3 separate regions of the Mus musculus genome follow, and all the other regions are linked to region 2. A link is a loop called in an ENCODE intact Hi-C map of the cell type or tissue named here. Cell type or tissue: left cerebral cortex. All regions are shown on one strand. Each heading gives the region's core, and the rest is flanking DNA. Links, peaks and the distances in the headings are about the cores only.

The links. A loop is a pair of places that touch in the nucleus more often than their neighbours do. Peaks named below come from ENCODE experiments on the same cell type or tissue, not always from the same donor. Only the 100,000 strongest peaks of a DNase experiment are listed, where the experiment ranks them.
Region 1: a loop joins it to region 2, with 4 times the contacts of the local background. A loop is called at or near these places in 11 of 42 quality-filtered maps.
Region 3: a loop joins it to region 2, with 7 times the contacts of the local background. A loop is called at or near these places in 7 of 42 quality-filtered maps.

Annotation. Positions count from the first base shown.
Region 1 is chr5:118,237,805-118,247,012 of GRCm38, forward strand. It overlaps Rnft2 (ring finger protein, transmembrane 2), which reads right to left and starts at 7,221. Exons shown (of 11, transcript NM_001109902.1): 1 at 7,168-7,221; 2 at 5,046-5,227; 3 at 4,654-4,712. The coding sequence starts at 5,069. Spring1 (SREBF pathway regulator in golgi 1) reads left to right here and starts at 7,423. Exons shown (of 5, transcript NM_001081236.1): 1 at 7,423-7,654. The coding sequence starts at 7,544. In left cerebral cortex, for the core only: CTCF peaks have their summits at 6,396 (motif pointing left), 7,086, 7,322 and 7,560; DNase peaks (open chromatin) are centred at 7,364 and 8,101; H3K4me3 peaks cover 2,421 bases; H3K27ac peaks cover 1,431 bases.
Region 2 is chr5:118,167,238-118,177,429 of GRCm38, forward strand. Hrk (harakiri, BCL2 interacting protein (contains only BH3 domain)) reads left to right here and starts at 2,527. Exons shown (of 2, transcript NM_007545.2): 1 at 2,527-2,891. The coding sequence starts at 2,546. The coding sequence ends at 2,824. In left cerebral cortex, for the core only: a CTCF peak has its summit at 4,089; DNase peaks (open chromatin) are centred at 2,124, 2,230, 2,828, 4,176 and 2 more places; H3K4me3 peaks cover 3,261 bases; H3K27ac peaks cover 1,068 bases.
Region 3 is chr5:118,108,808-118,118,999 of GRCm38, forward strand. It overlaps Fbxw8 (F-box and WD-40 domain protein 8), which reads right to left. Exons shown (of 11, transcript NM_172721.2): 5 at 4,805-4,962. Among named protein-coding and RNA genes, the nearest start is that of Gm26411, 35 kb to the right of the region's middle. In left cerebral cortex, for the core only: a CTCF peak has its summit at 5,003; DNase peaks (open chromatin) are centred at 4,490, 4,979, 5,417 and 6,980; H3K27ac peaks cover 1,450 bases.

The sequences.
Region 1 (9,208 bases), core at 4,209-9,208, 73 kb after region 2:
CCACAATCAGATGCACGGCGAACATCCGGAACTGAGATAACTCTAACATCCAAACCTCAGAACGTGACCCTATTTAGGGGAGGGTCTTAAATAGTGGACCCCAGTCCCGAATGGCAGATGTCTCTGTGGGACAGACACACAGCAGATGGAGAAGAGAGACTCCAGGAAGTGGATCCCGCCCCTTGCTGCCGCTGCTATCATGAGAAATTGAGTCTCTGTGTGGGAAGCCACCAGTGGCACCAGCTCCAATAGGCTTGTGATCCCAGAACCTGGGAGGCTGAGAGGCGCCCAACTTCAAGACCACCCTGTCTTGGGAAACTGGGAAGAAGGCTGGGTATTGTTGCTCGAGGTCCTGTATGCTTCTAAATGACTCATGAAATCCACCTACCAGCCTACATCAGCTATACATAATATCCCCATTTCACAGATAAACCAACTGAGGCACACACAGACACAAGCACTTGGTCAATTGCTGGTGAGGAATAAGAACGGAGGGTTTGGTCCCAGGTGGACCAACTCTACAGCCTACATTTGTGTATTTTTGAGTCAGGGTCTCATTTATTCCCTAAGCTGGCCTCAAACTGAACTCTCAGTTCCCCTGCCTCCACCATCCAAATGCTGGGATTATAGGTGTGTGCCACCACATCAGGTTTAGACAGTGCCGGGGATTGAACCCAGGGCTTTCTGAGTGCAAGGTGAACGTTCTCTGCACTGAGCCATAACTCAGCACTGGGCTCTCACTCTCAGTCACTCCCCATAAAAGCTGCTTTTGGCCTTGACCTTGTGCTACCCAGTCTCTACTTATTATATGGATATGATTAGTTGTTTAATTACTAGTTGATCATTAATTCATGTAATAATTAAATATAGGTAGAGTTGGCATTTCACTAGGCCCCCAGTCTATATTTCTAGAAGACTCTGCTAAGCTCTAGAGAAAGATACCAAGTGCACTCCCATTTTACAGATGAAAACTGAGGTTCCAGATGAGCACCCCAAGCCCCAGTTTATCAGTGGACTTCTTACCTCTCAAGGGAACTGAGAGTTCAGTTTGAGCCTTGGGCACTAGGCTGTCCCCTAGCCCTCCCCCACCCTGTCTAGGTTCCCTGCATTCATTTCTCCATCAGATGTCAGATGACACATCTCCTCTTTGATGGGAAGATAGGGCTACCTCTAAAGCCTGCACCTGCCTGCAGGGGACTGGTCTCGGTGGTCAATTTATTGCCCGCCTTTCCCTAAAGACTCATGGCCCTCAATCCTAGTTGTGTGCTGTGGTTACTGTGCGGAGCCCAGCAAAACCGCCGGTGGTCCAGACCCATCAAAGCCCAAATGTATCAAAATCTGGGGGGGGGGGGGGGGCTCTACCTTGACAAATCTCCTGGAGATCTGAGTGACAGGGACAACCTTGATTGATCACTCCCTTTGTACCTCTCCAGAAAGCACAATGTATCCATCTCGCTCAGGGCCTGCTCAACCAATGCTGTTTGGAGGAATGAGGGATTAGTCTGGCCAGTAATTAACACAGTATATCTTAGGGACCAACTGCATGGATTAGTGGATAGAAGTACTTGCTGCAAAGCCTGAGTTCAAATCCTGGGACCTACATGTTGAAAGGAGAGAACCATTTCTGGCAGGACGCCCAGCACACACAGATAAGTGGGATTGTTTAAAGCATTTGATTGAGGCTGGTATTTACAAAACTCACCTGATCATGGAATCGTTTTTTTTTTTTTTTTACTGTGGAAAGCCTATTGCTGCTGTACAGGACACTGAGGGGACACTGAGGGCAAAGGAACAGGTTGGTCTGGAGAAACCTCGGGGTTGTTTCCTTCACAAACTGGGCTTCATGGTAATGTCATCCCAACCCTGGCGCGGCCTCATTACTCTCCCCTCTGGGCCCCCTCCCTGGTGGCCTCCAAAGCCTGGGAATTGTGTGGTCCTTCTCCCTGGGGCTCCGGATAAAAATACTGATGATATTAGCGGCGGCAACAACAACAGACACCATGGCTATGTGTCTCGGAGGGACCGAGCTCGCTCCACATCTCAAGAGCTTGGCTCACGAAGCCCACATCCTGCCCGGTGTTCAGGCCTGCATGGATGACCCCACCGCCCCAGGGGACTCTGGAAAGCCTCCCACAACCCCTGAGCTCACTTGAGTTTCCAAGGCTCCAGGGAACTTCGGGACAAATAGGGAAAGCTCAAACCACCAAGAGATTTTTTTTTAGTTGGTCTCCCTCCCCCTCAGCCTCTCCTGTATCCAGCCAGGACTGTAGCCTAAATGGGAAAGACCATTCCTTAGGGAGCTGGAGGCTATGCACTTCCAACTTAACCACTTAAGAGCAGCCGAGCTCACAGCCCAGGGGAGTGTACCCACTTGGGTCTGAGAAGGCAAACTATGCATCTGAAAGAGCCCATGAGATGCATTCATGAGTATTGAGTATCGGTGTCTGCAGACAACTGGCAAACTGAGTTTGATACCTGGCGAAAAAAGAGAACTCCCACAAGCTGGCCTACATACGTGCCATGACACAGGCACCCCATTCACTGTAAGAACACACCCAAGGCAGCTGGCTTTATAGAGAAAAGGTTTAAATAGATCACAGTTGTTAGCATTTTGTCTACACTCCGCCCCACAGTTACCTGGCAACAGCCATGTGTGCCTGACTCTCAATAAAAGGGGCTGCTTGCCCCCTCCTCTCTCTCTTGCCTTCTTGCTCTCGCTCTGTCCTCTTGCTCCTTACTCCTTCTCTCCCCATTTCCCTCCCCCTCTCTCTTTGCACCACGTGCTCATGGCTGGCCTCTCTCTCTCTCTGCCTTTCTGTCTCTTCTTCCTTAACTCCCCTCCCCATGCCCTGAATAAACTCTATTCTATACTGTCATGTAGTTGTGTGGCTGGTCCTTCAGGGGGAAGGGATGCCTCAGCTTGGGCCCGCAGAGGCACCCCTTCCCCCCACACCTGACCACACATGCACCAAACATATCCCTTCTCTCTTTATCTTTTTATAAGAGACAACAACAGTCTTTGAGGCTGAGAGAGCCAATGGCAAGGCCGGCTCAGTGGTCATATTTGATTATCACCTAGTGCTGTGGCTGGCAGTGGCGGCTGTCATGTAAAAACTGGATAGTTTTAGCAGTCGTCTGTGATACCAATAGCTGGAGGCAAATACATGTATAATGTAAATGAATAAATGTAATTAAAATTACAAATAATTAAACATTACAAATAATGTAATTTTACATTATAAATAATGTAATTAAAAACTATAAATAAATAATGTAATTTAAAGATTAAAGTACAAAGTTTGATAAGGAACAAATGGACCAGAGATCAAATTTCAGCCCTGCCACTTCCTGGCTGTGTGACTTTGCTAACGGACCTGCCCTCTCGAACATCTTATCTTCAGGGGGCTCTTAGGGAGGTGTGGCGTAGCCCCTCAGTGCACGGTGGGCAGTGTTCTATCTGCCATTGTCTCTGTCCCCAGAGATATCCGTCTGGGTTCAGTTGAGAGCAAAGCTGCCCTCAGCTCAGAAGATGCCACCGGGCTTGCCAACCGAAGGACAGGTGCTGCGTGCGTGTCCTTGGGCTCTCGAATACACTGTTCCACCAGGGACTCTAACTTCACCAGTATCACCTCTCTACGGCTGGAGAGTCTGAGACCTGGAGGTTGCTGCTTCCCATGAAAGGCACCACAGCTGGCGCATCTGTTCCCTATCCGTGTTCACGATAGATGCCTGAGATTGGATACTGGTGTACAACACAACACTGTCCTCTGGGACTGATGTGGCTTCCGGAAATCAGAACAGCTGCACACACTCCTCACAAGACTGGGACACAGAGAAAGAGCGAGCAGGTGGGAGGTCATCAGACCCCGTCCCCTCCCCTGCCTCATGCACCTCCACAGCTGCGTGTACGTTGCCCCAGGAAGACCTAGACAGTTTTCTCCAGGGAGGATGCCAGGGTGAGTCTCAGCCCTGCTGGGCTGGGCTTTTTGGGGATGCCGCTGCCTTTGAAACACTCATTTTCCTGAAAGTGACCCCAGTGATCACATTGGTTCACACAGCAGGCAGACAGCCATCCAGGAACCAGCTCTCACCAGGCACCAATCTGCCAGCTCCCTGACTTTGAACTTCACAGCCTCCTTACTGGTCAGGGATGCTCCAGTAGGCAGGCCAGACCCTGTGGGGATTGCTGCAGCAGCTCATGGAGGGAGGCCAGGTGTCTCTATATGTGAAAAACTGGCAGGAAGAGTCTGAGTCATATAGATCTGTCTCACAAGGTTTGACAACTGTCCTAAGACAACAGCACTTTATCCACTGAGGCTACCTGGACCTCTCCATCGTGTTTGAGAAGTAAATCACACTCACCCATGCATGCAGCCGCCACTGCCAACCACGCCACTAGGTGATGAGGTCAAATATGGCCACTGAGCTGGCCTTGCCTTTGGCTCTCTCAGCCTCCAAGACTGTGATCTACACAGACCTTTTCTCTTTATAAAGCCGGCGGCCTTGGGTGCGTTCTTATAGGAAGGGGGAAGCTGCCAAATACACTGCAAAGCAATTCTCCATTGGGTCTGTTTTATACCCCCAATAACTAATATTGAAAAAGCTAGGGTCCCCAGATGGGAGGAAATTGGGGAGGGGGGCAGAGACTCTTACCTTTCAGGTGGAATGTTGTCCGTGTTGCTACTGTGGCGTCTCTGCATTTTCCTTAGCACCTGAAAGCGACACACACGTGTGAGCTACATCTCTGGACACGCTCCTTCCTTGCCTGTTGCCATGGTGACTGTAAATAAGTACCCCATCTCACAGTGAGAATAGAGAGAGTCACAGGTGGAGGTGGCTCCTACCCAAAAGGGAGAAAACAACAAATGGGAGCAGACAGGTGTTTGTTGGGTGTGGTGAGCAGCAGACACTGCCCCCTTTAACTTGCTATGTGGCCTCAGACAAGCCAGGAACCTCTCTGTTTCCTGGGGAGAGAATGGAGCAGTGGGACCCAGGGTTCCATCACTTCATAGGTGAAGGTACAAATCCCTAAGGAGACACGTCACCTGGTGCGCAGCAAGGAGCCACATGGACCTCAGAACTCCATGCTGACGAAATGTGCCGTGGACACTCAGGGTTCCTGATGGGATGTGGCCACTGGGTCCCAGAGAGAGCAGGCCTCCTCCTCCTCCTCTTCCTCCTCTTCAGAGGGAAGCACAGGACAGGAGACTCATTGGAGACAGCAGACCTTGGGTGGTACAAAGCACTTGTGTGAACAGGCCTTGGGATGACTTGTTACAGAATTAGCTGTCGGATGTGACTGGGTACTGTAATAGCCCAGTAGTTCTGGTAGCCTTGGAGCTATCCTCCCTGAGGTGCTGATGGTGGGTTATGGCCTTACTAGGTTTGTCCTATCAGCAAACTATGCATCCTGAGGGTTGGAGAGAGAGCTCTGTGGATAAAGTACTTGCCACACATGCACGAGGACCTGACTTTGATCCCCAGCACCTCTGTAAGTAGCCAGGCATGGTATTGCACTGTGTAATCCCAGCACTGGGAAGGCAGAACCAGGATTCCCAGTACTCCCTGGCCAAGTCCTTCCAGCTGAGGAGCCCTAGGTCCCAGTGAGAGATTCTATCTCAAAAATAAGGTGCCGAGTTCTGGCAGAATGACACCTGGGGGTGACCTCTGACCTCCACGGACATTTGCAATGGCCCCCCCACCCTGAGCATCCATACATACCTACATATGTACATATGCATGTGCACACTTATACACATACACGCACACGCACGCACAGATGTGCACAAGCACACACTGGGGGGGGGGCCATAAAAATGATTTTAGAATTTCTACTGGCTTCTAAGTGAAACCAGAATAAAAATCAGAGTCGTTGGAGGCCTCCAGGCTGTGCTGGACGTTATCATTACCCGTTTACAACCTTGATTCTGTGACTTATCTCTGGCCATAAGAACTCCAGGTACCTCTGGACACTTTAAAGTTAAGAGTTCCTGCCTCCGGGCCTTTGTACCTGCTGTTCCTTCCCTGGCATGGTTTTCCAGCTGAGGGTTACAGGCTACCTCCCCACAGCACTTACCAGTCATTGACATGTGGGTTTGTTTACTATGACCCTTGAGAGGTCCTGTGTCTGGGCTGCCCGTCCACCTTGGAGTTGCAGAGATGGAAGGCCAACGTCTCTGTAGAGATTAGATCACCTTGATTTTCCCCAGCGACAGATCCGCACACACCTCGTCCTACCTCCCGCACCAATAGAAAGCCAAGAAAGAAGGGCAAGGCTTGGAGAGAGACTCCATATGGCTACTGCTCCTGCAGAAGATCTAAGTCCAGTTCCCAGCACCCACAAGGGTGGCTCACAACTACCTGTACCTCCAGCTGTAAGTGATCTGACTCCCTCTACTGACCTCGGAGGGCACCTGCACTCCCATGGGCAAACCCACTCTAACATATAATTAAAAAATAAATACATACATAAATAAAATCTTTAAAGAAATAAAGAATATGCTTCCATGAACAGGCTCAGTTTCCCGGCATATTTTCCCTACAGAGAAAGATCCATCTCTTAGCCCAGGCCAACACAAATGGGTGCGGAATTAATTAATTCTGCACAGCCTTCTCGGCTGCAGCTAGCTAGGAAGCCACAGGCTAAGGTGCCTGCCTTTTCTGCAAGATTAAATTAGCTAGGAAAAGACTCCTTGGTATCATCGTCATATTCAGGCAAGCCCTCTATCACCTAGCTACACTCTCAACCAGGCCGTTTTATAAAGAAAGAAACTGTCATCCATCAGGTAACATGTCTCAAGAATTTGCAATCTGGCTTGATACTCCGGGTGGCCCCACTACTCCTTATCCTCGGGGAAACTAAAACACGGTATCCCCAAGTTTCCACCTACAAGCTTTGAGAAAACGTCATAAATTAAATGCCCACGATTCTGTGGCAAACGGGCGGTACAAGTAGGCTCGTATTGACTCCTGGAGCCCACAGGATGCTACAGAATGAATGAATGGACCATCTCCGTCCCACACACCCTGGTCCTCCCTAGGAGGCTGCACGGTCCCCTACAGGACGCTTGGGCGCGAGCGGCGTCCCCAGACCGGACGGCGAAGCGCCTTTGCCGCCAGGCTCGCGGGGTCACAGGGTAGCAGCGGCCGAGCATAGCCTTCATTTACCTGCCAGACACTGCAGCAATCACGGCCTCTGCTAATCCAGCCTAGCCAATCCCTGGCGTGGCCAGGGCGCCACGTGACTTCCGGCCGGCAGTGCCACCGAGAACGCGATCGGCGCTAGGACCCTCGCACAGGGAGGCCTGCCTCTAGTCCGAGAAGGTCCGCCCCTGCCGTCACATTCAGCCAATGGAGAGCCGAGGCTCCGGCAGAACCAATGGCGAGGAGGCATGGAGGGGCCTGGCGTTGGCGTCACTAGGTGGGGCGGGGCGTGCGGCGGATCACGTGGCCGGCGCGTTGGCTGCGGGAAGGTAAAGCAGTGCTGGAAGCGGATTGCAGGGGTCATGCCGTGGGGTCGTCTCTGCGCCTGCGCCCTACCGGGATGCTGAACCTGGCGGCGCTGCTGTGGCGCCGGCTCCTGCGCAAGCGCTGGGTGCTCGCCCTGGTTTTCGGCCTCTCGCTAGTTTACTTCCTCAGCAGCACCTTCAAGCAGGTAAGCGACTTCTCTCAGGACCTCCGTCCTTCCGATCCTGCTTCCTCCCTCAAATACTATGTCCTTCTCCCCATCGTTCTTCTAATCCTCCTCCTGAGCACTCCTCCCTCTGATCTAAAATCCTCCTTCAGCCCTTCTCCCTCCGTTGCGTTGTCCTCTGCCCTTCTCCTTTCCCCTCCCTAGCTCCCTCCGTCCTCCACTCCTCCTCCTCCCTCGAATTCTCTGCCTCCCCATCCTCTGTTCTCCTCTGCCCTCCAACTTCTTACCTCTCACCCTCTGTTCTTTTCCAACCCCTCCTCCTCGATCCTCACAGTTCCTCCCTCCCTTGATCCTCTGTCCTCTGATGCTCCTCTCTCCTGTCCTCCACCTTGTAGTCCTCCTGATATGCAGCCATTCAGTCCTCCCTCTGAGCCTCTGAGCCTCTTCCTTTCAGTCCCTGGATCATCCATTGGTCCTCCCTTCAGCTCTCTAGTCCTCAACCCTCTAGTCCTCCTCCCTCCGATTGTGTGATCCTCCTCCTGTCCTCCTGTGAATCGAAGGCCGCTAAGGGAGGCGTCCCACTGCAGGTCTTTGTACCGCCCCTCTTCCGTGCGGGATCTGGCTGGTAGGCCAGGCAGAATGGGGTCCTCAGACCTGTGCACCCTCCTCTGTCGCGTTCCCTGCTCCGCACAGCCCCAGGCTTCTTGATGGGCAGGAGGTAGAGATGGCTAGACCAGGAAGTGGCCAAGGGCTCTCTGTGCCTGTTCACCTGGGTGACCCAACAGGCTCCCTTTTGGGGCACAACTTGGTTGGGTAGATTTTTATTTTTTATTTTTTTATTTTTAATTTCTCAACCTCCCTTTCCCGTTTTTGTCCTGGTAGAGAGTTCCTAGAGACCTGGCATCCCACTGTAGTAGGAACCAGTTCCCAGCATTTGCCTAGAAACCACACTTGACTGAGTTGCATTTTGTAGGTCACCTGCCCCTCCGCCTTTCCTGCTCCTGTGCACCCTTTGATCCTGTTTTGCTGTTCTTACGAATATAGTTCTCTGGTTTTCTGTATCACAGTCCGTCTTTTGAATGGTTGCGCTTTTGCACAGTCACTCCTGGGGGGGGGGGGGGGCGTGTCTTACTCTCTTGCCCAGATTTGACCTTGTAATCCTGTCTGGCTTTTCCACATTCTGATAATTGTCTCCATTGGCTTTTCCACATTCTGATAATTGTCTCCATTGCACCCACCTGGAACAGAACTCTTGCCTTTCTTCTGCCAGATTTATACCTCTCCAGTCCTCAGCATCTCACTAAGTGACGTATGTCATCACTGTTGACACAGTTAGGCTGTTCATTTCTTCCTGTCACTTCAGGCCCCAAAACTCTGGCTCTACAGTGCCCTATTAGGAGGTGTGACCTTGTTGGAGTAGGTGTGTCACTGTGGATGTGGGCTTAAGACCCTCACCCTAGCTGCCTGGGAGTCAGTCTTCCACTAGCAGCCTTCAGATGGAGATGTAGAACTCTCAGCTCTGCCTGCATCATGCCTGTCTGGATGCTGCCATGTTCCTGCCTTGATGATAACGGA
Region 2 (10,192 bases), core at 2,085-7,084:
CAGAGAGGGTCAGGGTAACTGGGTAACTTTAGAGACTCTGATTCAGTGATGAGGGGACAGAGGTCTTCCCTTGACCCCCTCTCCCCATAGCCCTCTTCTCTTCCCCTCTCCTCCCCACCGCCAAAACGGTACTCTCTGCTTAAAAAAAAAAAAAAAAAAAAAAAAAAAAAAAAGTCCAAGCTGCTGGGAGCCAACCCAGTGCCACCTTGTGAGCCCAGCATTTCGAGGGGCAGGCTTCCAAACAGGGTAATAATCGTCCCATTAAAATTAATGTCCATGAAGTGAGCCGTTAAAAGCGTGGAGATTAAAAGGGAGGGGGGATTGTTCAATTTAAATCCAAAGGGCTTTTTAAATAGACACTGTATCTTCAATCTTGGACCACTACACTCGGGCAATGGTTCAGCTGCCCCTCTGTTAAGGATGGCTGGGATTAGGGAGGGGGAGTCCCGGGAGATGGGGAAGGAGTTCTGGCCAGAATCAGAGGGGACGGAGGTTTATTTGAGCCCGATGCGTGCCAGGCGCTTGGCACAGGGTTCTTTCATTTAATCTGGGCCCCGGTCCTGGGAGGGAGGTATTATCAGTCTCAGAATACAGAGTCCAGTGTCAAGCCATAGCTAGAGTTTTGTGCCTGCTACTGGGTGCCCTGGTTCAGAGCCAGCCTTTGCTTTGTACTAACCCCTATCTTGGGCAAGAGGCCTCATGGACTTGGGCCTTGGCTTCCTCATGTTGAAAAACAGGACACCGAAAGAGTCTCTGTAGGAGCACAGGCCAGGACCTTGGCAGGCAGCTGGCATGGAAGGTACTCTGTAGTGTGGGTAGTAAGGGCACAGTGACTGCCCACTGGGTGGGGGCGAGGGTCACCAAAAGCACACAGCTGGGCTATGCTGAGCTCTGACAGTCACCTCACCAAGCTTCCAAGGGAGCCCGTAGCCCATTGATGTGGCTGAAAGTCAGTCAAGCTGCAGAGTCCTCCTGTCATTTGGTGGTCAGGAGGATGAGGCAGGAGAGCTTCTGGTTACACCGTAGCAGAGTTTTTGAAACAAAAGGAAAGTCACAATAACATCACAGAACTCCAAAAAGGTGAGTTCATAGTTTCTTATCTTTTGGGTTTTAGTTATTTATTTTGGTTTTTTGAGACAGGGTTTTTCTGTGTAGCCCTGGCTGTCCTGGAACTCACTCTGTAGACCAGGCTGGCCTCGAACTCAGAAATCTGCCTGCCTCTGCCTCCCAAGTGTTGGGATTAAAGGCGTGTACAACCACTGCTCGACTTGTTTTCTGTTTGAATACGTCTGTCTATCTCCTATCTATCTATCTATCTATCTATCTATCTATCTATCTATCTATCTATCTATCTATCTATCTTATGTGCATACACATAGGGTAGTACATATGGAGGTCAGAGGACAATCTGTGGGTATCAGATTTCTGTCTTTGGAACACACGGATTCACAGGACTGAAATTAAGTCATCAGGTTCGGTTGCAAGCACCTTTACCCACAGAGGCATCCCTGACTCTTTGGGGTTTTTAAATAAAGGATTCTCTCTGTAACTGTGGCTGGCCTGAAACCACTATATGGACCAGGTTGTATATGGACCACTTCCCTGCTCCTTCAGGCCCCAATCCCAAAGCTGTCCAAAATCCAGTGGCTTGGACATGGTGGGCGGGTCTCTCTAGCACCCTAAGGAGTCCCAGGAGCCTCCTCACTGGTCGGCACCCTCCCCAGAGGACTTCCCAGGCTGGAGCTGGAGCAAAACTGGATTGGTCTTCCTTTGGGTTAGGTAACCTCACTGGGCACCAAGGCAAAGCCTTACAGGGTCGCCAGCAAACTCTGACCCCGTTTGAAAAGATAAAGCCTACAAAGTAAGCAGGCTGCAAGAACTTCTCTCTAGAACCACGTTCTTGGGTGGGGGGTGGGGGGTGGGGAGATGTCTTGAGTGCAAAGGCGACTCGCCCAAGTTGGAGTCCAACCCATCCCGGGTCCCCCGCCTTCATTTCAGGGTTCAGGCTCCCACCCCGGGGTGCGCTTAAGTCAGGTCACCAGAAGGGGGTGCGAACGCGTGTCAGGAATGTGTGCACCCACCCGGAGGCTGACAGGTGCGGAGGCTGTCCCGAAACAGGGCAAGTCGGCTTGAACCCTGCCTCCCACCACCCAGGCCACACAACAGCCCGGGGATCTTTTCGCATTACGGCCGAATTCTCCCGGAGCTCAATTCACAGTGCGCACCGAGCTGGCTTTCCAGGCTATCTCCGAGCTGGAGCCTCCCGCAGCCCGGGAAGCGAAACAGCGGACCCCGGGCCAGCATTCCCGAAGCCCCGCATCCCTGCCTGTCCCCGCCCTGCCGGCGTCTCGAGGGTTAAAAGTTACCTCTCGGCTTTTTCTCCTGCACACACTCCCCACCCCCCGGGCCGGATGATGTAACCCCCTCCCCGCGCCCTCCCCGCCCCCTCCACCATGTGACACTTTAATTAATAATAGCGCCGTCAGCACAACAAACGCGCGGTGAAGGGCGAAACTTGGGGTCCAGGGAGGCTCCTCCGCACGCCATGTGCCCGTGTCCCCGGCATCGCGGCCGCGGGCCCCCGGCCGTGTGCGGTTGCGGCGACGCTCGCCCCGGGCTGCGCTGGGCGGCGGCGCAGGTGACCGCGCTGCGGCTGCAGGCGCTGGGCGACGAGCTGCACCGACGCGCCATGCGGCGTCGCGCGCGGCCCCGGGACCCGCTGCCCGCGCTGCTGCCCGCGCTCCGCGCCCGCTGGCCCTGGCTGTGCGCGGCCGCGCAGGTGGCGGCGCTGGCGGCCTGGCTGCTCGGCAGGCGGAGCGCGTAGGCGGCGCGCGCGGGGCCTTCTTGGTGGGGGGGACCGGAGCCGAGACCCAGCCCGGACCGAGCAACAGGTACGCGGGCAAGCGGGCGGGAGAGCGACAGCGACAGCGGGAGCCAGGGCTCCTCGGCGAGGAACAGCGGACCCGGTCTCCTACTCTTCGCTTGCCCTCTGTCCCTCTTTATCCAGACCCCGAGTATCTGCTCCGCCTCATCCCCCCTACTCTCTCTCTCTCTCTCTCTCTCTCTCTCTCTCTCTCTCCCTCTCCCTCCCTCTCTTCCCTCATTCTCTCTCCTCCTCCCTCTGTTCCTCTCTCCTTTCTCTCTTCTCTTCCTCCCTTCTCCTTCCCCCTCTCTCTTCTCTCCCTCTCTCTCTTCCTCCCTCCTTCCTCTCTCTCCCTCTCTCCTTCCCTCCTTCATCTCTCTCCTCTCTTCTTTCCCTCCACTCTCCATCTCCACTCTCTCCCCCTCTCTCCTTCCTCTCCCTTTCCTTTCCCTCTCTCTCTCCTCTTTTTCCTTCCCTCCTCCCCTTCTCCTTCCTCTCCCTTTCCTTTCCCTCTCTCTCTCCTCTTTTTCCTTACCTCCTCCCCCTCTCCTCCCGCTCCCCTGTCTCTGTTCTGTCTTCACTCTCCCCCCCCTCCCCACTCCTCTCTCTTCTCCCTCACTCTCATCTCTCTTCAGTGTTTTCACTCTCTTCTTTCTCCAATCCCCTGGCTCACGTTATTCTTCCCCTTGTGTAGCTCTCCTCTGCCTTTCCACTTTCTCCTGTTTTCCCTTTCTCCAGTCTGCTTTCTCTCTCCTCTCCCACTACCCCGTGTCCCCCCTTCCTTCTCCACCTCTCTCTCTCTCCCCCCCTTCTCTCTCTCCTCACTGTCCCCTCTCTCCTTTCTCCCTCTTCTCTCTCCTCCTCCTTCCTCTGCAGCATAGTGGTTTTAGAAGGACGTAAGCCACCACAATCGCTGCCAGCCCCAGTAAACACACGCAGTAGAACTGCACCAGTCCGAGCTAAGAGTCTCCCCTAATTATGCACCACAGGTTCTCGAGTCCCCGGCCCTTTTCAAACCGCCTGGTATTCCAACTTGACCAGGTCTCCATATCTCCACTGCCAACTCCCGTCTCCTCAAGGGTCTGCAGTTTGTGGTGATCCCCATTCTCTATGACCCCCCAACTCCTCCCACCCCCGCTCCCGTGGAAGTTTCTCAGGGGTAGGTCGTGGTCCTCTCTCCAAGGCAGGCGCACATCAAGGTCCCATCTCCTGGGTAACTTTGTTGCTCCTTTTACCACGAGGTGTCGCGGTTTACAGCTTGGCCTCCTATCACCTTCCCCAGCGACGGCGAGAGGTGTGGGCGCCTGCTGTGTGCTCCGGACCGTCCCTGGGTGCTGGGTGCCTAATGTTTGATATCGGGAGGCTATAGGTGGGTCCTTGGTAGGGTGACCTGTGAGCACCCGCTGTGTGCCAGGTACCGGGCTAGGCGGTTTGGGGGAGCAAGAAGTGTCGGTCGGGGTCGCCTTTCTAGATTTCTAGTGCAGAGGCTTCATAAAACGGGGTGGGGTGGGTGGGAACTAGGCTGACTTCCGAGAATGGGTCGGAATGTGAAGATCACAGGTAAGGTAGCCAGAGACCCTGAGATGCTCTGGGCTGATCCCAGCCCTGCCCGACGGGCGCGCAGACACCTTAGGAAGCTGGCGCGGCGCCGCAGGGAGAGGCGGCAGCCGGAGCGTGGGGGGTGGCAGCGCCCGAGGAGCTGCGGGGGTGAGCGGGGTGTGAGCCGGGAGCGCGGGCGACAGATGTCGCGTGGGCCCGCGCAGCCCGGGCGCTGGCGAAGAGAACTGTCGCTTCGGGGCGCCCTGCGGCCCGGCTCCCTGGCTCTGAAGGTCCCTTGCGCGCCTCCTCTCTGTTCTCCCTTTCAAAAGTACCGCTGCTGCGGAATCCCGGGGGGTGGGGCTAATATTTTGAAGGGTGCCACAGCTTTGACTCCCAAAATGTAGACTTTGGGAGGAGAAAGAGGGAGGAAGAGAAGGGAAATTCATACTGGTTATGAATTGGAGAGTGGGGGCGTGGGGGAGAAATGGAGGGTGCAGAAGTGAATGGGGAGGGAAGGAAATCTCTAATAGAAGCGAGGGGTGGGCAGGGATGTTAACTCGGGAGTCTAGGAGCACAGGCGGGATGGCAGAAGTGCTGTTAGTGTCGTTCCACTCAAGACTCCGGGCGAGGGCGAGAGCCTGTATCGGTGTGCATGCATGTCGGGAGTTGGGGTGCTCAGGGAACCCGAAAAAGAGGCTGCGGTCCACGCAGGCCCGGCGCTCCACTCTGAGCTCTGACAAGAAGTTGGGAAACTGGAGCCCCGTGGTACGGTATGGATGTGGTGTGCAAGGGAAACAAGAGATAACTTTCGCTTTAGAATTAACTTTCTATTCTAGCTCCGTTTCCGTCCCAGAGATAGCTCCGTGCTGCGTCCTGACTCCCGCCCCCAACTCCTTCCTGGCTTCTGCTTACAACGTCTCCCCTCCTAGCTGCCACACCCACCAGGGTTCTCACTTCTCTGTGCTCCTGACCCCTGGAAGTGCCGGCGCTTTCCTCTAGATGGTCCCTTGCACCCCTGAAGCCCTTGTCGGGGGTACTCCCTTCATCTGGTAACAAGATGACCACACCCTCATTTTCCAGTCTGCCCTAGTTGGCTAGAGCCAGGAAAGCCGGCCGAGAGGGTAATCGGTTGAGTTCTGTGTACTAGATGTGGGATGCTCTCCCCAGCATTGCGGGGGTGGGGGGTGGGGGAGGGGGGTGGGGGGTGGGGATGGGGATGAGAATGCTCTGGTCTACCTTGGTCTCTGGGAGGGTGTTGGGTTGGGGGATATCTTTTAAGAGCTTAGCTTTAACCAGGGTCAGTGGGCCCAGCAAATTTGTTCTTTGCCCCAGCTGTGAGCCAGTAACATTTGGTCCACAAAGTTACTAATAAAAGAGACAAAAAAGAAATAAAGCCCCAAAGGCTCAGTTCTTCCATACTCAACACGGGGACAATAATATTAGCAATGAGCTTACAGCACAGGTGACTTTAGGAGGGTTGAAGGAACAATTCTTACTGCTTCTGAGGTGGCTGTAAGGGCTGGGGCTCCTGTGTGGCTCCGTGATGGATTATGGCACCAAATTAAATAATAATAATAATAATAATAACAATAACAACAATAATAAATAAAGCAGTTGCAGATGTGAGCTACCATGACCATTACTGACCATTTAACAGCTGGAATCTTTTTCCACCCTTGGCCATAGTCTACCATGGTCATTGCGATGAAGTGCACTATTCTTTTGAAAACCTATTTATTTTATTTATTAACTTATTCATTGTGTGTGGGTACGCAAATGCCAAGAGGTCTGGGGACAGCTTGGAGGAGTGGATTGTCTCCTCAGAGGTCCTGAGAGATCAAACTTAAGGGGTGGCGATGTCTGTGCCTTCTGAGCCATCCTCCCACCCCAAGCCCTCTGGGGAAGTCAGTTTAAAACCCAGTAGAGTGCTAAGCCAGACAGGGCAGTGGGCAAAGTGCTTGCTGGGCAGACGTGAGGACCCTTGCATCTGTGACCAAGCCCTGTGGAGAGACGCGAGGCTGTAACCCCTGCTCTAGAGGGAGGGGTGGAGTGAGGGCAGGGACAGGTGGTCCTGGCACTCCCTGGTCAGCCGACTGAGTTAAAATGACCGGGGATGGGGAGGAGACAGGGGCAGGGAGGGACTCTAGAGAAAAAAACCAAACAAACCCAAAAACGGTGTTTACCCTCCACCTCTGACCTCTGTATGCACACACTCGGATTGGTTTGTCTGAATTTGCATACATATGAGGTAGGTTTAGGGACCAGAAGGGCTAGGGATGCAGCTCAGTGCTAAAGGGTTTGCTCAGCATGCAGGATACCCTGGGTTCCAGTCCTAGCACGGGGGTTGGGTACCTGTCCTTTGTGGGCAGGTAAGAGCCATTGCTGCACTCCACCTGGCTGTGAAGGAGAGCGGTCCCTTTTCCAGGGTGTGTTGGGGGGGGGGGGGGAGGGCCGCTAAGGACAGGGCTGTGTCTAGCTTTTAATTCACTCCACTTGAAATAGTTAGGGTCATTCTTATCACTTCAAAAAAAGAATGGGAAACTGAGGCCGAGAGCATCGACCTGAGTCTTTGCAAAGAACGAACTGGACTGAACAGTCAAGCTTTGACGGGATAGCCACCCCTTGCCCTGGCTTGGGGGGGGGGCTGCATGGAAGGAGGGGGACATCTGGTAAAGTAATGGGGTGGGGGGTGGGAGGGTCCACCGTACATTCTGCACCTCGAAGGCTGGGGTGGCGGGGGGAGGGGGAGGGAGAGGGGGGAGGTAACCTTAGTCACTGTCCAAAGATACCGGAGAGAAACAAAAGAGGCTGTGTTGGGGGGTGGGGAGGGAGAGAGCTGGGAGCTGCCTGCCTCGAGAGGGGGAGGGGAAGGAGAGAGGATGGGGAACCAGGGAAGGGCAGTCGACTCTTGCCTTGGGACTAGAAGAGGAGAAAGGAGCCCCAGTCTAGGTGACAAATAATAGGGAAGCCTTAAAGAATTAATGGCAGGTTCGTCGGCCAGCTAGACAGGGGACTTCGGGGATTAAGTGGTTAAATCTGGAGGTGCGTCCGGCGGGCTGCCCTCTAGCCAGGACTGCGGGTTAGGCTCACCAAAGCCCCGGTTCCAGCTTAGCTGGGGAGGGAGACAGTCGCCACAGGAGGACAGCTGTTAAGGGTGAACTTCGGGAAGGGGAAGGGGCTGGGGCCAGGATGTGCCGGAAGCCCAGCTTTCTGGCCACGTGATCCTTGTCTTTGAGCCATTCTCACCCCTAGTGAGAGGCCACGAGAGCACAAGTGCCCCGAGTTAGCCTTGAGTAAGGAAGAGCTTCACCGGGTACTTGAGTATGACCCAGATGCGGCCCAGGTGGATTCAGCCATTCCATCTCTAAGGTTTGGTTGTACCATAGAGGCAGGAAGGGACCCAGCTTCGGTTTCCCACTAAAGTTTGTGTGAACCAGTGCTGCTCAGCCCCTGGTGACTCGCTGGTCCCTGCTGCGCGGCTATGCACTGGGGAGAGATGGCTGCATTCTAAGAGACACAGATAAATGTGTGTTTTATTAGACAAATAGCATCTGGGGGGGGGGGCACGTCCTACGAGAGGGCAGCTCCTACAGGCAGTGTGCTTAAAAAAAATATTGATTTTAATGTGTATGAATGTTTGCCCTGCCTGTATGTCTGGGCACCCCATACATCAGTACCTGCAGAGACCAGGAGAGGGCAGCAGAGCCCTCTGGGACTGGAGCTGCTGTGTGGGTGCTGGGAACTGAAGCCAGGTCCCCTCCCAGAGCAGCCTGTGCCTTTAGTTCCAGGACAGTCAGGGCTACACAGAGAAACCCTGTCTCTAGGATTACAGTGCACATCACCACAGCTGTTTTATGGGTGCTAGGGGTGGAATCCAGGACTTTGTACACATTAGGCAAGCATTATGACAGCTGAGCTATACCACCAGCCCCTTAAAATTCATTTGTTCCTCTGTATGCGCAGGGGCCTGTTTCAGGATCCCTGGGATATCAATAGGCAGATAAGCTTAAGGCACTTACACAAAACAGGATGACGTTCGCACACCACCAGTGGATCTTTCCCTCTGGTGTGCTTTAAGTTGAGAGGATATATAGAGTCTTCCTGCTCAAACAGTTACTCGTGGTGGTTTAGGGAAACAAACACTCTTGTGCATGTTGGGTGCTGGTGCCCATTTTTCCCTGGGTATTTTCTTTCTTTCTTTTTCTTTTCTTTCTTTTTCTGTTTTGGTTTTTTGAGACAGGGTTTCTTTGTGTAGCCCTGGCTGTCCTGGAACTCACTCTGTCGACCAGGCAGAAATTCGCCTGCCTCTGCCTCCCGAGTGCTGGGATCAAAGGCATGCACCACCACTGCCCGGCTCCCCTGGGTATTTTCAATCCACTGGTACGAGAGCCTAACGTCAACAGCTCATACTTCCTCACATTTACAATATTTTTCTATTCTTTAAAGTTTTTTTTTTTTTTTTCAAAAAAAAACCAAAGCAAACAAAAAAAAAATTGCGAGAAGTCATGGTGACAGACACACTCCTTTAATCCCAGCACCCAGGAGGCAGAGGCTGGCAGATCTCTGTGAGTTTGAGGCTAGCCTGGTCTTTTACAAAGTGAGTTCCAGAACAGCCAGGGCTACATAGTAAGACCCTGTCTCAAGAAATCAAAATTTAAAAATTATTATATTTCTTTATTTGTGTTTATGTATGTATTGTGTCTGTGTATATGTATATTTGCATGTAGATGAGTGTGTATGATTGTGCGTGTGTGTCTTTATGTATGTATGCATGTATGTATATGAGTGTGTATGTATACATCTGTGTGTGTATCCACATCCCAGGTGTGGAGGTCAGAGACCAACCTGCTGGAGTCAGGTCTCTCCTTTCATCATGTGCCTCCTGGGGAGTCAAACTCAGGTTTTCAAGCTTAGTGGCAAGCACCTTCACCCACTGAGCCATTTCACTGTCCCATCCTTATGATATGTCTTGACGCTCCAGGGTTGTTTCAAGGGGGAACATCTGGGTGACATGAATCCTGGAGTCCCTCTAACTTCAAGTTCCCACCTGGCATTTACCATTTACTTTAAGCACATCCATTTACCTTCCAGGCCTTGGTGCTCTTCTGTGAACTGGGATCCCAGGGACACTAGCACACGTGGGTCCTGGTATTGAGGGCCTGGCCCCATATCACCAAACTGTGAGAACCCGCTCTGTGTGTCTGGTGTCAAGGAGACAGGCAGGTCTAATATGCATGGCCTGGCATGGATGAACCTGGTTGACAGTTTGGGGTTATGTGTGGATTTTCTCTGGGGTGGAAATCAGCCTGTGTGCCCACATTCATGGTGTGGGAAGGGACTCCAGGACTTTTCTGAGCCTGGTCTAAAGCACGCTGCCCTCCCTGCCCCCCCCCCCCCCCCATCTGTGCCTTAGCAGTCTGCCAAAGTCAGCAGGTCTAGGCTGAGATTGTGGTTGTATGGTTAGTGCCTTGGGTCATGGGGATCAAGTGACTATGTGCATTTGTCCCTCCCTTAGGTGTGTAGAACAGAGAATGTCCACAGGGATTTAGCAATTCCCGGAAACGACACAGTAAACCTGGCGCTGGTATCATACTTATGGGTTCCGGTCTACTTGGGAAAAGGGCCATTGTCCTGATTTGTTCCCAAAAGATCTGTGAGCCACCCAAATACTAGTATTTTAAAAACATCCAGACCTGATATTAGGAGAATAGATACCATTCCACCCATCTCCTGTACCTTGCAGATGGGGAAACTGAGGCCCAGAGGAAACTCTTGGTGGTAAAATGTGAT
Region 3 (10,192 bases), core at 2,227-7,226, 58 kb before region 2:
GGCCAGTGCTGACAATTGGAAACAAGGCACAAGAAATATGAGGCCAGTGGGTTGGAATTCAAAAAATCACAACTGTGGCTCTCCTTGCCAAGTCCTAGCCCCCAGGTGTGTGTGCGGGGTTCCTTGGGGCCCAGCTCCAGAAAGGACGGGGTGGAGGGCTCTCTCTTAGAGTCCTCCTGCAGGGAGGCTCCTGCTGTGGTGAACGTGGCAGCTTCAACAAGGGGTCTGAGCCTCAGTGCCTTCAGGAGAGCACCTAGGCGCAATGGGAAGGCTGGAGGTCATTCCCTCCACAAACTGCACACACACCGAAGACTGTACATAGTCCTTTTCCACAGGGGTTGTGTCCAAGAAGCACTAGCCACTGCTCTTGGAGGGGAACAGGGAATGTGCACTTGATATTTAGACCTGAGTCAGCTCTTAGGGTTGGCAGTCTGTCACCCAGGTGAGACTGGGGACATGGCCACCTGGGTTGGGAAAACAACCAGAAGGTGTGATCTTCCACAGAAATCCTGACAACCTGACCTGGCTGGGAAGGCTGGGAAGGCCTGCTAGTGCTGGAGGAGAAATGGTCTGCACACCTAAGCGGACAGTGCTGAGGTTTTGAAGGACTTCAGCTTACCTGACAGCGAAGTGGCTGCCCGACAACGTGCCCTGAGACCCTAAGCACAAGCTGTGAGCACTGACAGCAGACAGCTCAGCAGTGCCCTGAGCAGACCTGTCTCATGGTGCTAGAAACCACGGGTACTCAGGTCAACTTCCTACTGATCCACAGTGGACTCAGTACTGACGAGGACTTAACTGAGACACGACCACAAAGGAAACACAAGGACCACAAGTGGCAGGTGTGCATAAGAAACTATCAAACCCTTCCCACACTATGTTCCATTCCCTATCAAATCCACAATAACCCTACCCAAGAACACAGGGATGGTTCACACCTGCTGGAGAGCAGAAGACAGCATGGGATCTGTACTCTCCCACCTGGAGACCCTTCCTATAGCAACCGACTACCCTGCATACACATGACAGGACATTTGTGCAAAGCTGCTCGCTACAACACTGCTACTGAGAGCAAATGCAGACACACTGCTTTTGGGTGAGCCACAGGCTGGCACAGAAGGATCATCACAAAGGTGTGAGCTTTCAGGGTCACTCCGCCACAAAGCCAGAGTGAGCATTGTAGAGGCGGCTAGTGGCTGGAGCACTGGCTGCTCTTCCACAGGACCCTGATTTGGTTCTCAGTATCTAAATGGTGGCTCACAACTGTCTGGACCTCCAGTTCCAGGGACTCAACGTCCTCCTCTTGCTTCGGGAGGGCACTGCATGCAGATGGCACACTGGTACATGCAGGCAAAACACCTGCACACATAGAACAACAAAAAACTGAAAGCCTAACAGATGACAGGGACATTTCTGAGGACACTTCAGCAGCATGCCTGACATGACACCGAGCATGTCCGCCTTAAGCCCAGTGACGATGGCTCAGTACAAATATAGGAGCAGTGAAGATATGATGAAGAACTTCCTTTATGATAAATACTGAAATACAGATCTTCAAAACATAGTTCAAATAGTCACTTAAAGACCTAACTTATTCAGAAGTGGTGGACACTTCAGTGCGCAGCGTGGCACCATACAACACTGAGGAGAGTAACACAGGTCACCCAGGTGTGTCATTGGGTTAAGAACAAGACACACAGAGTGTACAACACTGGCCTAGAAGCAGAAAGCACCTAGAAGTTGAAGGGGACTTTCAGCAGGTTTTGTTTTTTTACCATGTATGTATATATACATACATGTGACACACATACACATCTTTGTTGTTTAAATTTTAACTGATTTTTTTTTTTTTTTGAGACAGATCCTCACTATATAGCCCCAGTTGGCCTGAAACTCACTAAGTAGACCAGGCTGGCCTGACACTTGGAGTGCCACCCGCCTCTGCCTTCCAAGTGCTGCTAGTAAATGCTCACTACTTCTGAATAAATTAGGGTTTGTTTTTTGTTTATTTGTTTGTTTGTTTTTTCGAGACAGGGTTTCTCTGTGTGGCCCTGGCTGTCTTGGAACTCACTCTGTAGACCAGGCTGGCCTCAAACTCAGAAATCCACCTGCCTCTGCCTCCCAAGTGCTGGGATTAAGGCATGAGCCACCATCGCCCGGCTTATAAATTAAGAGTTTTAACGTGAAACATTTAAACTATGTTTTGAAAACCTCTATCGAGTATTTACCATGAAGGAAGTTCTTCATCGTATCTACATTGCCCCTGTACTGCTATGAAGACGGCCTATCCATCCGAGCGAGCAAGCGCAGCATGGAGGAGCACTCCTTAGCATGCACATCCGTGCGCAGTCTCTGTGCACACCTAACTTGTAGCACACTATATTTTCCCTCAAGCCCTATCTGCAAGCTGGTCAGATGTGGTGAGCTGGGGCGGAAACCTCTGGTTTCTCTGGCAAGTCAGATGTGTCAGATGGTGTTTTGCAAGGGCAGACCAGTGAAGGAGTGTTCCACTGAAGCAGACACAGGTGAAAGGATGTTCTGCTAAAGCAAGCACATGAAAGGACTCTGATGAAGGACTCTGTTAATGACATACGTGTATTGGTTGGCCTTACATTTAGTTGCTGAGCTCTGCTTGTGGTGACGCTAGAGAGAAACTCACCAAAGAACTTCTCATACGTTTCTTATAGCTTCTTCCCCCTTCCTCGGACCAACTGGCAGAGTGATGTCAGCTGATGCAGGCTCACATGGAATTTTGCTAAGACAGACAGACTTACGTGGTGTTTTGCTGAGGCAAGACCCATGGGAGGACACGTGATGTTTGGAGGGAGTAAAAATAAGACCGAACAGAGCGACTGCTTGCTTGCATAGCTAGCTTTGCAACACTTCATTGGTCTGGAGTCTTCGGCTTCACTGATCTTCACTTCGTTGAGAGGCACTGTGTAGAACTTCTCCTGGCTTCCCTGCTGGTCCTGGTCCCTCCTGCTGGCTGTGTCCGCTGACTCATGTTTCTATCATGAGCCTATTGAACTGGACTGCTGGCATACTTGTGAAGGGTTTGCAGGTCGACAGAGCTGCCGCTGCTGACCTGTGAACTGAACTGCTGACTTCCTGACAATGCAGACTGGAGTTGCTCCAAAGAACAATTTCTAAACAGGTCCACTTCTCCCATATCCTAATTACCTTTCTTTTCCACTAACCTCTGGTGGGTAGTGGGCTAGAAGGGAAGTTAAATAATCTAAGAACCCTCATTAAAAGTAAATGTTAGAAAATTTAAAACTACAGTGAACCCAGTGCTCGATTTATAAGAGTCTCCATGTTTGTTGTCAGGGACTCGGCTCCAACAACAGTGGGGCTAGGAGACAACACTAGCTATGGCTTCAACACCTTCATCCTCCAGCCCTCAGTTTCCCATTGGTGGAAGTGTCTGTGCCAATCAAGTATTCAGGACAGGAAGTGCTGCTAGAGCATTCCAAAGCTACAAGGCCAGCTGGAGACTAAGCAGCAAACATGAGGCCATGCTGCATATCTGAGAGCAACAAGCAAAATGGAAAAGCCTAACCACCGTAGACGTATTGTGCTGCTGCTGCTGCTGCTGCTGCTGCTGCTGCTGCTGCACTGAGGATGCTGAGGTTGAACCAGGACCTCATGTATGGCAGGCAAGTACCGTGCTGAGCCACACCTCCAATCTCAACTTAGCTAATGACCATCTGTGGTGTCTACTGTCATTAAACCACAAGAACAGAGTGTAAATAAAGTTCTGCTCAATTTTTTTTTTTTTTTAGTTTTTTTTTTTTTTTTTTTTAAGATTTATTTATTTATTATATGTAAGTACACTGTAGCTGTCTTCAGACACTCCAGAAGAGGGCGTCAGATCTTGTTACAGATGGTTGTGAGCCACCATGTGGTTGCTGGGATTTGAACTCTGGACCTTCAGAAGAGCAGTCGGGTGCTCTTACCCACTGAGCCATCTCACCAGCCCTGCTCAATTTTTAAAATCTCTACGTCTACTCTTTTAGCTCTGAATTCTCGTTAAATATTAGGTGGTTACAAAGCTCCTTAAAAGCTCCTGTAGCTCTGCCCTCTGTGCCAAATGACATGATGCTGCCTGGCAATCTGCAATGGACATCAGGACCGGGAGCAGGGGACAGGTAGGAGGCCATGTGAGGTGAGATGAACTCTATCCCTAGCAATGCACCTGTCCCATCATCCCTCTAACAGTTTGCAAAACCATGGTTGCTCCCATGCACTCAGGATCTGTCCGGGCCATCAGGAGCTGTACACGGTGTGAGTGAGTGGCAGGTGAAGGCGGGTGCTGACTTCCCGCTTCTGCCTACATATGTCAGATCACCTCTCCATCCTTGCCACTATTCTTTTTAGACTCAGCCGAGGACACAGGAACAGTAGGCTGAGTACATTTACTATTTTAAACTAAACACAGCATTTGCTTAAGATGGTCTGGCCAGTCTCATCATGCCTGGCACTCATGCCCGGCTCAGTGGTTCCAGGATGAATTAAACACCAGTTTTAATGGGTATCATGTTCCAATGCCTACTAATGCACAGGGTTATTGGCTAGATTCTTCACTTAAAAGCAGGACAGAGTGCATAACCGTGTGTGTAAGGAGGCAGGGGTGTGTGCGAATGTACATACATCCTGTGTAAGGAGGTAGGTGAGTGATTATGTGAGTGTGTGCATGCTCAGAGGAGGAGGGAGCAGCTGCAGCTTCGGCACTGGGTGAGGCTTTCTCTGAGACGGGGGGGGGGGGGGGGGGGGGGGGGGGGGACGGGGGGACGGTGGTACTCACCATCCTCGTAAGCCGCCACTGCCAGCGAGCTGTTGATCCTCACAAAGGAGACATATGGCTGCATTCCAGGATCCTCCTCCTCAGACTCAGACTCCAGGAAGGGGGCCACGTAGTCCCAGGTGCGGGTGTCCCACACCCGCACATCCCCTGACGTGTATCTGGAAGAGAATAATGCTCTTGGTTCCAAGAGAAATCTGGAGGCTATACATGGCAGCATGTGGGCTGGCGGGGGCGCTGTTCCTATGGTGGTTTGAATGGAGCATGTGGGCTGGCGGGAGGCCCTGTTCCTACAGTGGTTTGAGTGAGGAAGTTGTCGGCTGGACTGCAGAAGGCTGTGGACACAGCCCACGCTGTTACAACACAATGGTGACCACCCTGCACTCGAGAGGCAGAAGCAGGCAGATCACTGTGAGTTCAAATCCAGCCTGGTGTACACAGTTGCAGGATAGCCAGAGCTCCATAGTGAGACTGTCTCAAAGGAAAAGAGAAAGGAAGGGAGGGAAGGAGAAAGAGCAGTGTGATGTGCCCTCTCCAGCCTCATAACCAAGCCATCCCCTTCACCCTTCCCACTCCAGGAGTCACAGACAGAACCATAGACCCGTGCTGGCATCCCAGCAGGCATGCATGCGGAGACACAGATGCAGCTGGGACACAGAGCGCCAACAAGCTCTTCACACCTCCTCCAGGAGCACAGCTAACTCATTAGGGCCCCTAAGGACATCGAATCTGCTCAAATGACTCCGTGGCAGAGCCAGGTACTGCCACCTTCCTGTGAGAAAGAAGTGCCTGCACTGCCCACTAAAAAAGCAAGGGCCCTAGTTCTGGCCTGCAGCTCTGACCACTTCCTGGATAGCCCACTGTCTTAAGGCCTTAAGGATGATAGGGTAGCCAAATGAAGGTGCACCCTGCCTGTCGCTGAGAGTCCACATTCCTCCTGCTGAATCCCTCAGGTAAGGAGGGTGAGGGTGGAGGAGAAGGAGCTGTATGTAGGGGCCTCTTGAGCACAGAGAGGCAGGGATTCCAAGGGACAGTGCTCCTAAGGCCCTAACCACACTCCCTCAGAATCTCACTGCAGAGATAAAACATCTAGTCACCTCCGAAACCTAGGACATGATCATGTCTGACATGGCTACAGAAGGCCAGCCTCAGGTGAGACCCCATGTCTATGTATTGCTGTGCACATGCATACTGGATACCTGTGTGGCAGCCAGAGGACAAGCTGGTGGAGTCGATTCTCTTTCCACTGTTGTGCAGGTTCCAAGATGGACTAAGGACACCAAGCTTTTTTAGACAAGTGCTTCTTACTCCCTCAGCCCCATCAGCCACCCAAGGCGAGATTTGGGTTTTTTGGTTGGTTGGTTGGTCCGCTGGTTTGATTTGTTTTTTGTTTGTTTGTTTGTTTTCTCGGAGACAGGGTTTCTCTGTATAGCCCTGGCTGTCCTGGAATTCACTCTGTAGACCAGGCTGGCCTCAAACTCAGAAATCCGCCTGCCTCTGACTCCTGAGTGCTGGGATTAAAGACGTGCGCCACCACACCCGGCTTGATTTGGTTTTCAAGACAGGCTTTCTCTGTGTAGTCTTGACTTTCCTGGAACTCCATCTGTAGACCAGACTGGCCTTGAACTCAGAGATCTACCTGCTTGTAGTGGGATTAAATGTGTGTGCCTCCATTGTCTGGAAAGATTTCCTAATGAGACAACCATGAGTGCTCTGACTCAGGGTCATTTTCTTTATAACACTGCAGCATGCCCTCCCACCCAGGAATCTACAGTAACCTGTAAACATGTAGGTTATATAGCCTCCAGGTCATCCTGTGGGTGAGCTCACTCTGCAGGACAGAGTATAGACAACTCTGTCAAAAGGGCTACACAGTAGAGAGGCCTCCCCACACTGGATTGCCACTATCATGATCACTAACCCTCCTAGCTCTCCTTAACTGTGACAATGCATGAATAACTAAAGCTGCACACTGACGTGGCCCACACAGATCACAGCCACAGGGTCCAGGCTCCTCAGGAAGCGATCTGGATAACCACACTGATGAGGAACCCCAGAAGGAGCTGCTCCCCACAGCTGCAACAAAGCATCAGCTCGGCCCCCTCAACCTGACTCAGTTTGTTCACTGGAGCAGGCTAGGCCGCTTGTTTCCGCTACAGAGATGATAGGAAGGCTGGTATAGGAGTCCAGACTATGAGTCTATTCTCCAGGCTCAGGCTATTCTCCACATGAAGAGGGGAGGACACACGGCTCAGGAAAGCAAGATGAAGAGAAACCATGAGCTGTTCTTGCTGCAGACAGCCCTGCTTGGACTCTTTCAGCACATCCACGGTCTTCATGCTGTGTTTCATGATGCCCCACTGGGAATACAGTAGGAGGGGCAGGGTGTGAAAGGCAGGCTCTGGGGGACCAGGGCTACAGCTCACTGCCTTCTCCAGAGAGTTCTGAGGTAAACCAGCAACAAGCACCACAAGGAAAACATGTTTCACCTTTGAGCTGCACAGGAGAGTGCTGTGCAAGACAACTGCTGCTATGTTCTCATCTGAAGAATAAGTAGGGGAGGAGGGTGGGGACCCCACAGGGCAGGGACTCCACAGAGAAGGGGAGAAGGGAAGGGGAGGAGGGCAGGGGCTCCACAGGGCAGGGCAGGGACTCACAGGGCACAGCTAAGTCATAGCACTCACACTGCCCCTGCACACCAAAACACGCACGCTTCTCCTGAGCGCTGGCTCGCAGGCTCCTGAGCTCCTCACAGACGCCTGCCTTGTCAGCGCTGTCACCAGTCCCATCATAGGACAAACCAGGTCCCTCCAACACTGACTCACAATCCTAGTCACTCCAAGAAGCATCCAAGGCTCTCTGCCCATCCTGCCTGCTGACTTAGGGCTCCGTGCTACCGCCACTGGCCATTCGTGCAGGCCCATCCTCACTGGGCCTGAACCTCTGTACCTCATGCACAGCTAGTGCTATAAAGAAGTGGTGTCTGGAAAGAGCAGGTCACTGGCAGCACCCTCCACTCCCTCCCAACCAGCAGCCCCCACTAGTAATGGGGAGTGAAGTACCCAGAACACAGATGATCTCCTCAGACTTTAGCATCTCCTTCCAAACAGTCTGAACTGTAGCTCTGGGAGACATCAGGCAAAGGCAGTTATTTGCATAAACATGGAATTTTGCAGACAGCCACTTGAATTAACTCTGTTCTTCAGAGCTAAAGAAGCAGAGAATTAGGCGGTTCACCCTGATAGGGGCAGATTTCGAATCTGAGCAGGAGCTGCAAGACCCATAATGCAGGTTCTGACAGCCAAGGGAGAGAACCTGGTGCTGCTGAGCCCTGCTGCAGACAGGCACTGTCACCAGTGGACAACACTGCTCAGCAGAGGGCCCTGCACAAACTCCTGAGCGTGGTCTGGCTATGCTCACTCACAATGGCCAGGAAGAGCTAAGGAAGATGCAGAGACAGAGGTGGAAAAGGCTCCAGATGTCTCCATCGCTGCCCAAGGACAAGTACGCTCAACCGATTCAGACACTCCTGTGACAGCGGCACGGCCATAAGCACTCACACTGGAAGCCTCTGGACCTCGGCACTGATGGCTGTAATTACAGTGTGCACACGACAACTACAGTACATTAGCTGCTGTAGGATCACAGGACAACGTAGGAGGCCTCTTCCCAGCGAGACAGGATGGAACCAGCTGCACATGGGCCAGGGACATGAAGAACCAAGTGCTTTCCCAGTCATGCTATGCCTGGCAAGATGGAGGTCAGAGGTGGCTGCTGACTCTTTATTAAAAAGAGTACTGGCTCCCATGCCAAGCTCCTTGGTACCAGGGCAATTGCCAGTTTAAATGATTACAACTCTAGAGCTTTCTCTAATGTGTGCTTCTGTGAGAAGATTTATTCAAAGCAAGAGGCCACAAGAAAAGGGGGGCAGAGGGACCAGTCCCACCTGACATAGCCTTTCAGTCCCCTCCCATGCGACATCCAGCAGCAAAGGGTGCATCTGTTCCCCAGGGCCAGCTCTTTGTCACTCAAAACCAATGTGTTCAAAGCTCTTCCAAGCCACCTGGACAAATGGAGGAGGGTTTGTGAAGAACACTGAGGCCCAGAGCTAAGTGGGCTCCAACTGTGCCCAGGCCTCCCTCAGTCTGCAGCCAACAAGTTACTCCACACCCTGAAACTACGACTTTCAACAGACACTGCTCACAAGAGCCAGCCCCATTTAAGTGAAACACAAGGAATTCATGGTTTGCACAGTGTGTTCAGCTGGGCAGGACCCCCCCACACACACACATATCTCCATCAGTCCCACCACCCTGTTTCATGGGCAGTCAGATACCAGCAACCAAAGCCCCAGAAGAGGGCACCAAAGCACGGGGCTGGGCTGACTCAAGACAGCCTTCCACACTTAATTTCATATCCTGGGTAAGTATACACAAAGATCAATGGAATTGGGCTGGAGAGATGGCTCAGCGGTTAAGAGCACTGGCTGCTCTTCCAGAGGTCCTGAGTTCAATTCCCAGCAACCACATGGTGGCTCACAACCATCTGTAATGGGATCCAATGCCCTCCTCTGGCATGCAGGTGCACATGCAGACAGAGCACTCATACATAATTTTTTTTTTTTTCAAGACAGGGTTTGTCCTGGAACTCACTCTGTAGACCAGGCTGGCCTCTAACTCAGAAATCCGCCTACCTCTGCCTCCCGAGTACTGGGATTAAAGGCGTGCGCCACCACGCCTGACCATAAATCTTTAAAAAAAAAAAAAAATCGGTGGAATTTCTTCCTCCATGGGACCCTGTTTCTGCTGCTCCCAAATGAAGTTCCAACTCTACTGTGATCAGGCCTCAGCAGCACACAGTTCATGGTTCTGAGCACTTGGATCCCTGTGCCAAGGACTTGGCTGTTGTGCTCACTCCAACTAGGAAGACAAATACTACAATGGATTACTAATAACCAGTAGAGTGCAGAGGGACACTCCCCCACCCCCAACAGAAGACTCCTAAGTACTGACAATCCTTGGGAGGAACCTGGCCTGGTGCTGGGCCTGTCTGGGGTGCTCTCCATGGTGTCCCGGCCCCTGCCTCCCATCCTACCGCCCAGCATCTCCCATGCAGTTCCACAGCCACCAGCAGCTGCAGCTTTTGTGAATCTAGGAAGCACTCCTGTGCAAGATGTGCTCTGAGCAGTCTGCCCATGCTGACCGTGAGCCGAACAGGGATCTGCTGCTTCCACCTGGAAGGGAAAAGCGGCTGAAAGCTGCTGAGGTACAGTTCCCACACAGAGGACGCTTACACCCGCGGCACAGAGGTTTTCAGAATTCTACCCTTGCTCTGTGCTTCTGCTGTGATCAATAAAATCCAGGGTATTTACTGTTTTCTATAGAACATGAC